Linked DNA regions of Homo sapiens: region 2 is linked to region 1. A link is an interaction called in ENCODE POLR2A ChIA-PET data of the cell type or tissue named here. Cell type or tissue: PC-3. All regions are shown on one strand. Links, peaks and the distances in the headings refer to the core of each region. The heading gives the core; the rest is flanking DNA. Region 1 overlaps LOC124903081 (a long non-coding RNA gene). Region 2 has its middle 580 kb from the start of TBX3.

Evidence for each region. Peaks named below come from ENCODE experiments on the same cell type or tissue, not always from the same donor. Only the 100,000 strongest peaks of a DNase experiment are listed, where the experiment ranks them.
Region 2: POLR2A ChIA-PET joins it to region 1 with 23 read pairs; 2 of 35 experiments call an interaction of 5 or more read pairs at or near these places.

What each region holds. Positions count from the first base shown.
Region 1 is chr12:115,153,394-115,158,775 of GRCh38, forward strand. All of the region lies in intron 1 of LOC124903081 (a long non-coding RNA gene), which reads left to right. Among named protein-coding and RNA genes, the nearest start is that of TBX3, 470 kb to the left of the region's middle. In PC-3, for the core only: no CTCF peak of the experiment used is centred there; DNase peaks (open chromatin) are centred at 2,438 and 2,618; H3K4me3 peaks cover 362 bases; H3K27ac peaks cover 2,953 bases.
Region 2 is chr12:115,264,319-115,269,700 of GRCh38, forward strand. No RefSeq gene overlaps it. Among named protein-coding and RNA genes, the nearest start is that of TBX3, 580 kb to the left of the region's middle. In PC-3, for the core only: no CTCF peak of the experiment used is centred there; no DNase peak of the experiment used is centred there.

The sequences.
Region 1 (5,382 bases), core at 249-5,248:
CTTCTCCATTCTGCCCTGTGCCCACAAAACTGACCCGCATGGGTTACTTCAATGGGCTCCACTTCTCGCTGGCTCCCATTTGGGTTTGGCCAAAGGGAGGCACCCACTGGAGAGTGGAGAGAGGGAGGAAAGAGGCTGGGGTTCGTTCTTCCCTCCAGGTGGTGGGTTTGCAGTGGCTCCTTTTCTCTAAGGAAGGCAGGTCACATCTTCTGTCTTCACTCTCCTACAGCTTCAGCTTTCACCAGGTTCTGATGACCTTGCAGGCATAAGGGTGGTAGGTAGTGTGTTTCTGATTTTCCAGAAGGTTCCTCATCATTGCTAGCTCCTCTTAACTTTGTCCACGGCATTGTGAATAAACTCTCTCCTTTGGGGTGTGCTGATTATTGCCAGGGCTCTGTTTAAGACAAAAGCTCCATGGATTTGGCTAACTTCCAGAAGGGGTCATGCCTACGGCTGTCACAGCACAATCAAGGGGCAGTAGAATGTGGCAGTTAAGAGTCTGGGCCTTGGAATCCAAGTGGCTGAAGTCCTGGTTCTGTTACTTCAAAGTTTTGTGACCTTGTACATGTGATTTTGTCTCCCTAACCCTCAGTTTTCTCATCTCTAAAATGCAGTTAATAATAGTACCTATCTCCTTAGGTTGCTTTTTTTTTTTTTGAAACAGGGTCTTGCTCTGCCACCCAGGCTGGAGTGCAGTGGCACGATCACGGCTGTCTGGGTTGCTTTGATGAAGCAATGAAATGGTACCTTTGAGTACCTGGCATATAGGAAGAACCATTGGGGAAAGGTTTACCATTATTATTATATTACTATCTGTTTCATTTACGTATTGTTGCATAACCAACCACCTTAGAGCTCAGGGCCTGCGAGCCTGCCTGTGGGCCTGTTCTTTGGGCAGTATTTAGTGAGGCTGACTTGTCTCTGCTTCATATATTGTCTGGAATCTCCATGGAGGGGTCTGCCTTGGTGAGGAGTGGCTAGGCCAGCTGGGTGCCAGGTGGTCGTGTCCTCTCAATTGTTCCCTGGGTGGTCTCTCTAGCATGGCAGTTCCAGGGTGGTCAGACTTCATACATAGTGGTGTCCTGCCTCAAAGTGAGTGTTCCAAAGTCTGAGAAGAAACTCGAGGCTTCTTTTGATTAAGTGTCAGAAGTCAACATCCCTTTTACCACATTTTATCAGTCAAACAAATCAATAGGGCCAGCATAGTCTCCAGTATAGAGGTATGAGAACTCACTTCTCTCCATAAAGGTAGAAGAATCTGTAGCCATTTACATTATTCATTGAAGGGAGCAGTGTGGGTTGTTGTGTGCTACAAATTAAAAGGAAAATTTGGGGATTTTAAGCCTACTTTTAAACTTTATTTTTTTCTTTCCTACTTTTATTTTAGGCTCAAGGGTTATATGTGCAGGTTTGTTATATGGGTAAACTGTGTGTTACAGGGGTTTGGTGTACAGATAATCTTGTCACCCAGGTAATGAGCAGAGTATCTGATAGGAAGTTTTTCAATCCTCACCCTCCATTCTCAAGTAAGCCCTGATGCCTATTGTTTCCTTCTTTGTGTCCATGTGTATTTGATATTTAACTTCGTCTTATAAGAGAGAACAGGAAGTATTTGCCTTTCTGTGCCTACATTAATTCGCTTAGGATTATGGCCTCCAGCTCCATCTATGTTGCTGCAAAAGACATGATTTCATTCTTTATTATGGCTGCATAGTATTCCATGGTGTACATGTACCACATTTGCTTTATCCAGTGAACCATTGATGGTAAGCTTACTTTTGAACCCAATTCAAATTACTTTTATCAACAACAACAACAACAAAAAGATAATGGTGACTTATTGTCTCATGTAACTGAATAATACTCCTCTGAAGTGTTATTTGATCTAAGACTCATGGATTGACTAGGCTGCCTTTCTCTTCAACTCTCAGGCACACTCCATCCACATGACAGGCATGGTGGCCAGTGGAGAACCACAGTTCACATTCTCCAGCTGAAAGCCACCATCTTTCCTATAGAAAAGTCCTGGGAAAGTCTGAACAATTTGCTTTCAGTTAAGTGTCCACTAGTGTGATGGAGGTGTGAAGGGATTGTTGATCCCAGTCAAGTCACATGAAGTGGGTTGCCAGCAGAGAAGGTGGGCTCTGAGACCATCACAGGAAGGGAAATAAGGAAACTGTGATAAAGACAAAACCAGTGTGGCCACAGTCTACCATAAACATCTCACACTCTGCTATTCTACACTGAATTCTGATGCTAACCACCAGCTGGTGTTAGCACCAAGTCCACAAGTGAAGGACACACTCCCCAGTAAGACTATACTCACTTCCGATGCTAGCCACAAGCTTGAGGGTGTCCAGGCCACTCACACTTCTGACCAACTGGCTGAAAATTCAAGAGTGCATGACTCTTGAAAGGGGCTGGATAATTTGCTAGAATGACTCAGAGAATACAGGAAATAACTATACCTAGAGTTATAGTTTTATTACAAAGGATACAAAATCAGGACTAGCCAAAAGGAGAGACACATAAGGCTGAGGTCTGGGAAGGTCCCGAACACAAAGCTTCCGTGCCTCTCCCCACGGAATCGGAGTACATCACCCTCTTGACACATCAGTGTTTTTGGTCATCAGGAAGCTCCATTAGTTTTGGTGTCTAGATTTTTTATTGGGGTTACATTGCATAGCAATGATGGATTGAATCATGGACCACATGGTCAAACCTGGTCTTCATCAGCCACCCCTCCCAGTGGTTAGGCTGTCTCGAAGCCTCAAATGTCTAACTGTGTGATTAGTGTTTCTGGTTGACCAGCCCCCATCCTGAGTCACCTCATCTCTTACCATAAACTCAGGTATGGTCTGAGAGGCTCATGAGTAACAAAGACTCCTATTGCTCAGGAAATTCCAAAGATTTAGGGTTTCCCATTTAGAAACCAGAGACAAAGCCCAGCCAAATTCCTTCCTTTTTTTTTTTTTTTTTTTTTTTGAGATGTAGAGACAAGGTCTTGCTCTGTCATCCAGGCTGGAGTGCGATGGTACAATCATAGCTCATTGCAGCCTTGGACTCCTAGGCTCAAGCAATCCTCCTGCCCCAGCCTTCTGAGTACAGGCATGCACCACAATGCCTGGGAAATTTTTTTTTTTTTTTTTGTAGAGACAGAATCTCATTATGTTGCTCAGGCTGGTCTTTAACTTCTGGCCTGAAGCAATCCTCCTAACTTGGCCTCCCAAAGCACTGGGATTACAGGCACAAGCCACCACAGAGCCAGCCTCTCACACTCTTTACTATGCCACACAGGCATTGCTTCATGTGAAATATAAAATTCCCTTAATAAAGCATCATCACACCCACTTAGAAATGAAGACATTGTGGGTATTCTGAGATAATACAAGAATTGAGCCCTTGTTTTCTTGAACCCATGTTTTTATTTAATTTTCTTTTCTTACTATACCCCAATACTTACCTCTAATGAGAAAGCTACTTTGTTGCAAATAACTGCCTCAGTCACCTCCATCTCTAACTGGCAAGTCCCAATTATTCTACACTAAAGGAATTATCAATTTTAGTGAGGGAATTCCACTCCTTTTGTCTTGTGGAAGATTCTAGGAGTTAAAAGTTCTGAGTTGCAGTCCCAGGTCTGCACATTAGGTCAGTTGGATGCATCCCCTTACCTCTGGACTCAGTTTCTTCATCTGAAAAACAGCTAGCCTAGACTGACTGCCACAGAGGATCTTGTGAGCTCTGAAAGTTTCAGAACTCACTGCCGCTCAGCTTTGCAATGTGGAAATATCACTTGCCATTGGGATGGCCTGGGAAAATTAAGAATACTTTCCAACAGAGGAAATCTACACCCAGAAATTCCCTCTTTTATTTGTCCATTCACAAATATATTTTCAATACCTGTATGTGCCAGGCACCACATGAGATGCTGGAGATGTAGCAAAAGAAAGGCATATTTAGAGCCTATCTTTATGAATTTAAAGAATAATGAAATCAGACATTAATCCAATCATTCAAACATGATAGAGGAAGTAGGGTGTATGGGGCATAAGATAGGGAGAACTAGGCTGGGCGCGGAGGCTTACGCCTATAATCCCAGCACTTTGGGAGGCCGAGGAGGCAGATCACGAGGTCAGGAGATCGGGACCATCCTGGCTAACATGGTGAAACCCCGTCTCTACTAAAAATACAAAAAAGTAGCCGGGCATGTTGGCACGTGCCTGTGGTCCCAGCTACTTGGGAGGCTGAGGCAGGAGAATCGCTTGAACCCAGGAGACGGAGGTTGCAGTGAGCCGAGATCATGCCACTGCACTCCAGCCTGGGATATGTAGCAAGACTCCATCTAAAAAAAAAAAAAAAAAAAAAAAAAAAAAAAAAGATAGGGAGAACTAACTTAATCCAAAATCAGGGAGGGCTTCCTGGAATAAGTGGCATTCAAGCTAAACGATATTGAAAAAGAAGGGTAGAGCAAGTGTCCAAGGGTGTTGCCGGCAGAGAAAAGAATCCCCATGAACACCACAGCTTGAAACATCCAAACTATCCTATAATAGAGGGAATAAATGTCCAGCCTAATTTAAGCCTTGAAGTTTTTGATTGAATGAGCAACTGGATGGCTGTATATCATTCCTTCTATTAAAATGTAAGCATTTTAGGGACAAGGCCGATGGATGCTTCTAAATCCTGGTACCTAATGTTGGGTACACTCCAGTTTCTCAATAAATTCTCTTTAACAAATAGTTATTGGTAGCTACGGACGCTGGTAGCAGGGGCTTACAAACTAAAACTCACACTTATTAAGTGCTTCCTATGTGCCAAGCACTGTTCTAACTGTTACTAGGATAAATTAGTTAATTCTGATAATCAACGTTTGTAAAAACATCCTCATTTTGCAGATGAGAAAACAAGGGCACAGAGAAGCTAAATAACTTTTCCATCCCAAAGTTTGTACAGGTATTAAGTGGTAAAGCCAGGTTTCAAATGCCAGCAATCTGCTCTCAGCTACTGTATCATGCCTGTGTTGGAAAAGGAAGAAACGCAGGATCTTACCCTTCAACTCAAACCACTTAAAACGGGATAAAAGTAATATTTGTGAAAAGAATGTCACATCATCTGACTTTTTGATTCTAAAGTTCAGTTAGACCAGATATATTAAGTCAGATATTAAATTTTTTTAAATGTTTCTGTGCAACAGATATTGTGGAAAGGAAATAGTGTGCATAATCTCATTTGATTTTCAAATAAACTCTAGATACAGGGGCTATGACTATAATTCCCATTGGAACTGAGATTCAGAGAGGCTAAGTAACTTGCCTCAACTTGCCCAGCCAGAAGGAACAAGGTGTACCCAGTTGATGTGAATGCAGGCCCTGTCCACTCCACTAT
Region 2 (5,382 bases), core at 286-5,285, 110 kb after region 1:
ATAACAAATATCTAATGAGTATCAGGAAAGTGCTAGGCGTTGGGGATTTAGTGGCAAGTAAGCTGCACAAGTGGCTGCTCTGACGATAAGATATTTAAGCTAAAACCCATATGGGATGGTCTGGAACAATGAGAAGAAAGTGTTCCAGGCAGAAGGATCAGCAACACAATGGCTGTGAGGTGAGAACAAGCCTGGGATGTAAAAGGCATAGATAAAAAGCAAAAACAAGAGAGGATGAATTGCAGTGAGAGAGAACAAGAGTGTGGCATGATGTCAGAACAGGCAGAAACAGATCACAGCAAGACTTTTGGATTCAACTCTATGGGTACCTACCGGAGGGTTTTGCACAGGGTGGTAGCATGATGAGAATTATAATTTTAAAACATCACCTGGCTGCTCTACGATTGAATGGACTGTCCGAAAACTGGAGTCTATGAAGATCAACGGTTGCAAGGTTACTGGAGTCATTGAGGTAAGAGATGATGTCATAGACTAACATGCTTATAAAATATTCAGCGTAATGCCTGGCACAAAACCAGCATTTGCAAGATAACTATCATTATTTTGGAGGCTACTTATTTCCTGTGATGAAAACGATAGTTCACCTTAGCCAGCCAACCTGTCAAATTATATTCATAGAACACATGAATTCAAGGGGAGTTTCAGGGCATCTAGAATCAAGTCAGATGCAGTCTCCACCTTTAAGTAACTCAAGCATAACTGGGGAGAGAAATCCGATGTTCTGTAAATAATTAAAGAAGGTCTCAAGCTAGAGCATGACCAATGGGTAGATGGCATGAGCCCTCTCTGAGAGCTCTCCTAGCTCAATAAAAAGAAGCCACTGAAGAAGATATTGCACTATTCATTCCCTCAAAAGATCCTCCTCTTGGAAATTATCACCAAGCTTTTTCCACTTGAAAATCATTGATGCCTCTTCCAGGAGAAGATGAAGCCTAAATACACACAGATGAGCAGCCTAGACTCTGGTCCAACCATGTCCTTGCAGAAAGAAGATGAGCATGGATGTGTCCCAAATGCAATGAATGAAGAGGAATTTATTTTGTGGGAAGAGGGCAGGGGCATACTGGGAATAGGTTGCTGGAGTTCATTAAGCCATTTTTGAGCTAAAGAGCCATCTGTAGTGGATGTGATATGCCAACTTTTCTTGAAGGAGCTAAATGGTTAAGAGTTGCACCCAAAAGTCTCTATACCTCTCCTTCCACCTAATCGCAACCATCTGAGGCTCTAGTGCTTCCAGAAGTTAGAAGGCCTCCTCCTTGATACTGGCTGAATGCAACCATTTTTCTAATTAAACCATAAACCCAGATGTCTAACACAAAAGGACAAAGGAGGAGAAAACAAAGAAAAGACGATTTGGTTATTGCAAGACGTTGGGGCATTGGAAACCTATGCTTTACTCAACCTCCATTCATTATCCTTCATGAGTTGCTTTTTTGTTTGTTTGTCCTGATTGTAAATGGAAAATGAAAACTTTCCCCCAATTTCCCACTTTGAGACAGACAATGACATGATTGGCCCCGCGTGGACTGAGTGTCTCTGGGCAACCGAGATTTGAAATGTCCTGCAGCCTCGGTAGTTTTTGTGGAAAATGGGAGGACACAATATCTATTTTACAGGTCTGTTGTGAAGATCAATGTGAAAAATATATGTAAACAGTTTAGCACTGGGCTGGCACACAGGGGTGTTCAGCAAGGCTTGGGCAGTATATGCTTCACGTGCATTAAAATATTAGAATAGGCTGGGTGCAGTGGCTCACACCTGTAATGCCAGCACTTTGGGGGGCCGAGGGGACCGGATCACTTGAGGTCAGGAGTTCAAGACCAGCCTGACCAACATGGTGAAACCCCGTCTCTACTAAAAATACAAACATTAGCCTGGTGTGGTGGTGCGCGCCTGTGATTCCAGCTACTTGGGAGGCTGAGGTATGAGAATCGCTTGAACCCAGGAGGCAGAGGTTGCAGTGAGCTGAGATTGTGCCACTGCACTCCAACTTCGGTGAGAAAGCGAGACTCTGTCTCAAAAAACAAACAAAAAATATTAGAATAGCAAGGACTAGGTCAGTACCCAGGGCAATGCCTGCCCTATTGCAGGCCCATGGTGCATGGGATACTGAAATTGAATGTTTATAGTTGCCCAAAGACCAATCTTTCAAGAGTGATGCATTTTCAGATGAGAGGCAGAAGGGGTAACTTGCATTTGAGCAATGCTTTCTGACTTTTCACTGTCACTGTATCTGAGTTTGAACCACAGCTCAGCCATTTAGGATCTGGATAGCCCCAGGCAAGCAACTTTTCTTCTCAGGATTCCAGGTTTTAAATCGCTAAAGTGGGGATAGTAATACATCCTATCTCATAGTGCTGTATCTTAATCTTAACCTTAATCTTAATCTTGTGCTTTATAGAGCGTAACATAACAATGGCTACCACAGTCATTATTATTCACATAAAATCCATTTTGCAACAGTATAATTATTGGTGTCAATAGCAATGCCCACGCGGATTTTTAGGTAGCATTGATGTGACTTAGTGCCAGATCAAAGAGTAAGAAATATTTGAGTGAAAGATTACTACCAGCTCGATGCAGACATCCTCTCAAAAAATATTTATTTATTCCCCTACCGTGTGCCAGGCACTGGCCTAGAAACCAGTGACACAGAAGTAAATATGACAGACAAGGTCTCTGGTTCCATTGAACTTCATCAGGGGCGGGTTTGAGAAATGAGACCACAGATAGAAAAAACATTAAGGTATGAATATTCAACATATCAAGTAGTGATTTGTTCTACGAAGAAAAGCTGCGCAGGGTAGAGTAAAAGGTGATGGAGAGTTATATGAAAGTATGACTTAAATGAATGGTCAGAAAAGGTCTTTCTGATAAGATGGCATTTGAGCAGCAACCTGGAGGAGGTGGGAGGGTGGCTGTTGATATCTGTAGGAAAGAGCATTCCTGGAAGATGGAACAGCAAATGCAAAGGCCTTGAGGCTAAAGGGAAACCAACAAAATGGAAATCTAGGTGTTTTCCAGTAGAGTTGAGGATGTCTGGGGAAGGTCCCTCACATTGCAAAGTAAATGTTGCAGAGTAGGTACACGATTCATTGTCTTTGGGGTCAGTCTCAGAACGCCGCTTGGTAGCATCATTCATCTGAGCCATTATGCTGAGAAGACTCAGTTCTCATTTCTAAATAACTTAGGGATTCCAACCAGTGGCCTTCCAGTTTCTCTGGAAGCCAGACCCTTGTCATCTGCTAGAAATAGTAATGTCAGGCCGGAAGGCACCAGGGCCCCAGCTTCAGCCCCCATGACACATCCTGGCTGAGAGATGTGTTAGGCAGACCCTTGGGAACAGCTTCTGCCTGACGGCTTCCCTGAGACTGAATGCCAGCAACTCCCATGGATAACTCCCTGGATTGCATCATCTGTGATGTCTGGGGCCAGAGCACCCCAATTAGCAGCCCTCTGCTGCACAGATGGTTGGGGGACACAGGAGAACAGAGCGGTCAGCAACTTGGGTGGCTCTTCTGGAGTACAGCCCCTCTCTCTGCTCAGCAGGCGAAGGCCATGTCTGGCCTCAGAGTAACTGTTTCCATCCCCATAGCTGCAACCCACCACCTCCCGGAAGCTGGGAATTCCCTTAGAAGACCAAAGGTCTGAGATGTGCAAAAAAGGATAATTTGATGGAATGTGTCCTTTTCCCATGCCAGTTCTCATTGGTAGGCAGTCCAAGAGGCTTGGGTCCCAGAAGTGAGCTGGAATCAGAGGAATGTGCTCAGTTATATGCAGTGTGCAGCTCAGCAGCTGCATTCCAAAGTTATGTCCAACCAGGGACTCTTGAAGATGCCTTCACACAGTGATGGAGCTGAGTGCCCCCAGCACCTGCTAGGTGCCAGCCGCCATGCTGAATTCTTTACATGCAGAGTTTCCTTGAGTGCTCACAAGAGCCCTGCGAGGGAGAGGCTATTGTCATGAGGCCTTCTTTCTGCAGACAGGCAACATTGAGGCTCAGCGAGGTTAAGTAACTGCCTGTAAGTCACATATTTATTAAGACAGAATCAGGACTTGAACTTAAGTGGTTTGAATCCAGAGCTCATAACCATTATACACTAGCATAGCTCCCATCTCCTTTTGTCCTAGTCATATAGACTGCGGATTGGCACACGTTTTCTGTAAAGGGCAGGATAGTAAGTATTTTTGGCTTTACCAGCCGTACAGTCTCTGACCCAACTACTCTAGAGCACTTCTGTGCTGCTATAATGGAAAAGCAGCCACAGACAATATTTAAGTAGATGATGCATGTGGCTGTGTGCCAGTAAATCTTTATTTACAGAATCAGGCAGGAGGCTGGAGTTGGCCCATGGGCCATACTTTGTTAATCCCTGCTGCAGATGGTCACCCACTCTGCCTTCCATGGAGCTTCATGGTGCCTTCACTGGACTTCTTTTTGTGAGTCTCTCCCCTCACTTGGTTAAGTTCCTTGTGGGTTGACATTTAGACGTGTTTACCTCTGCATTTTTGGCCCTCAAGAAAGATATTTGAATTGATGAATGAATAAGTGACTGAGTGAATGAATGATATGAGGATCAAAATTGCCCCACAGCTATGGTTAGATCAAACACCCAGATCTTAGGCTGGGTTTCCCTGGAACCAGAACTTGGCACAAATGCAAGAAGGTTGGGAACTAATCTCAGGAAATATTGGTAGGGGAGATTTGAAGGGAGGCAAGGAAGGTAAGTGGCCTATCAAGGGTGTGATATTGAGCAGGTTACAGCTGTGGGCAGCTGGAGTTCAGTCTCACTGGGAAACTCTGGGAGACTGGGTAGAGCATGCATCAGCTCTACCAACAGAGGGGCTTCAGGGCTGTTTCCAGGGGTATTGGCTTTCTAGCACCTCCAGGTTTCCCTGAGCATGGCCAACCATGCTCCTTGGCCAGAAAAATGTCAGAAGAGAGATACAGGTTTTCAAATTAATCTAAGATGATCTAAGCAGGGATTTGTTCACTGGCCAAAAACAGCTTGCTGCCTGTTCTTGTAAATAAAGCTTTATAGGAACACAGCCATGCCTATTTGTTTATGCACTGTCTTTGCACTGCAATGGCTGAGTTGGGTAGTTGTGACAGAGAATGTATGGCCTGCAATGCTGAGAGTATTTACTATCTTCCTCTTTACAGAAAAAGTGTGCTGGTCTCTGGTGTAAGAGATATGGGAAGGGCACTGACAGCATCTTCCAAACAGTTTAAATCATGTGAATTACTTACACTAGAATCGAGAAAACTGGGATGTTGCACTTGAAAATTTCCAGTTATGGCTTCCATGGAAAGAGTAAAAATTCTTGCTTTCCATTGTCTTTCTTATTTTTTATTGCAGT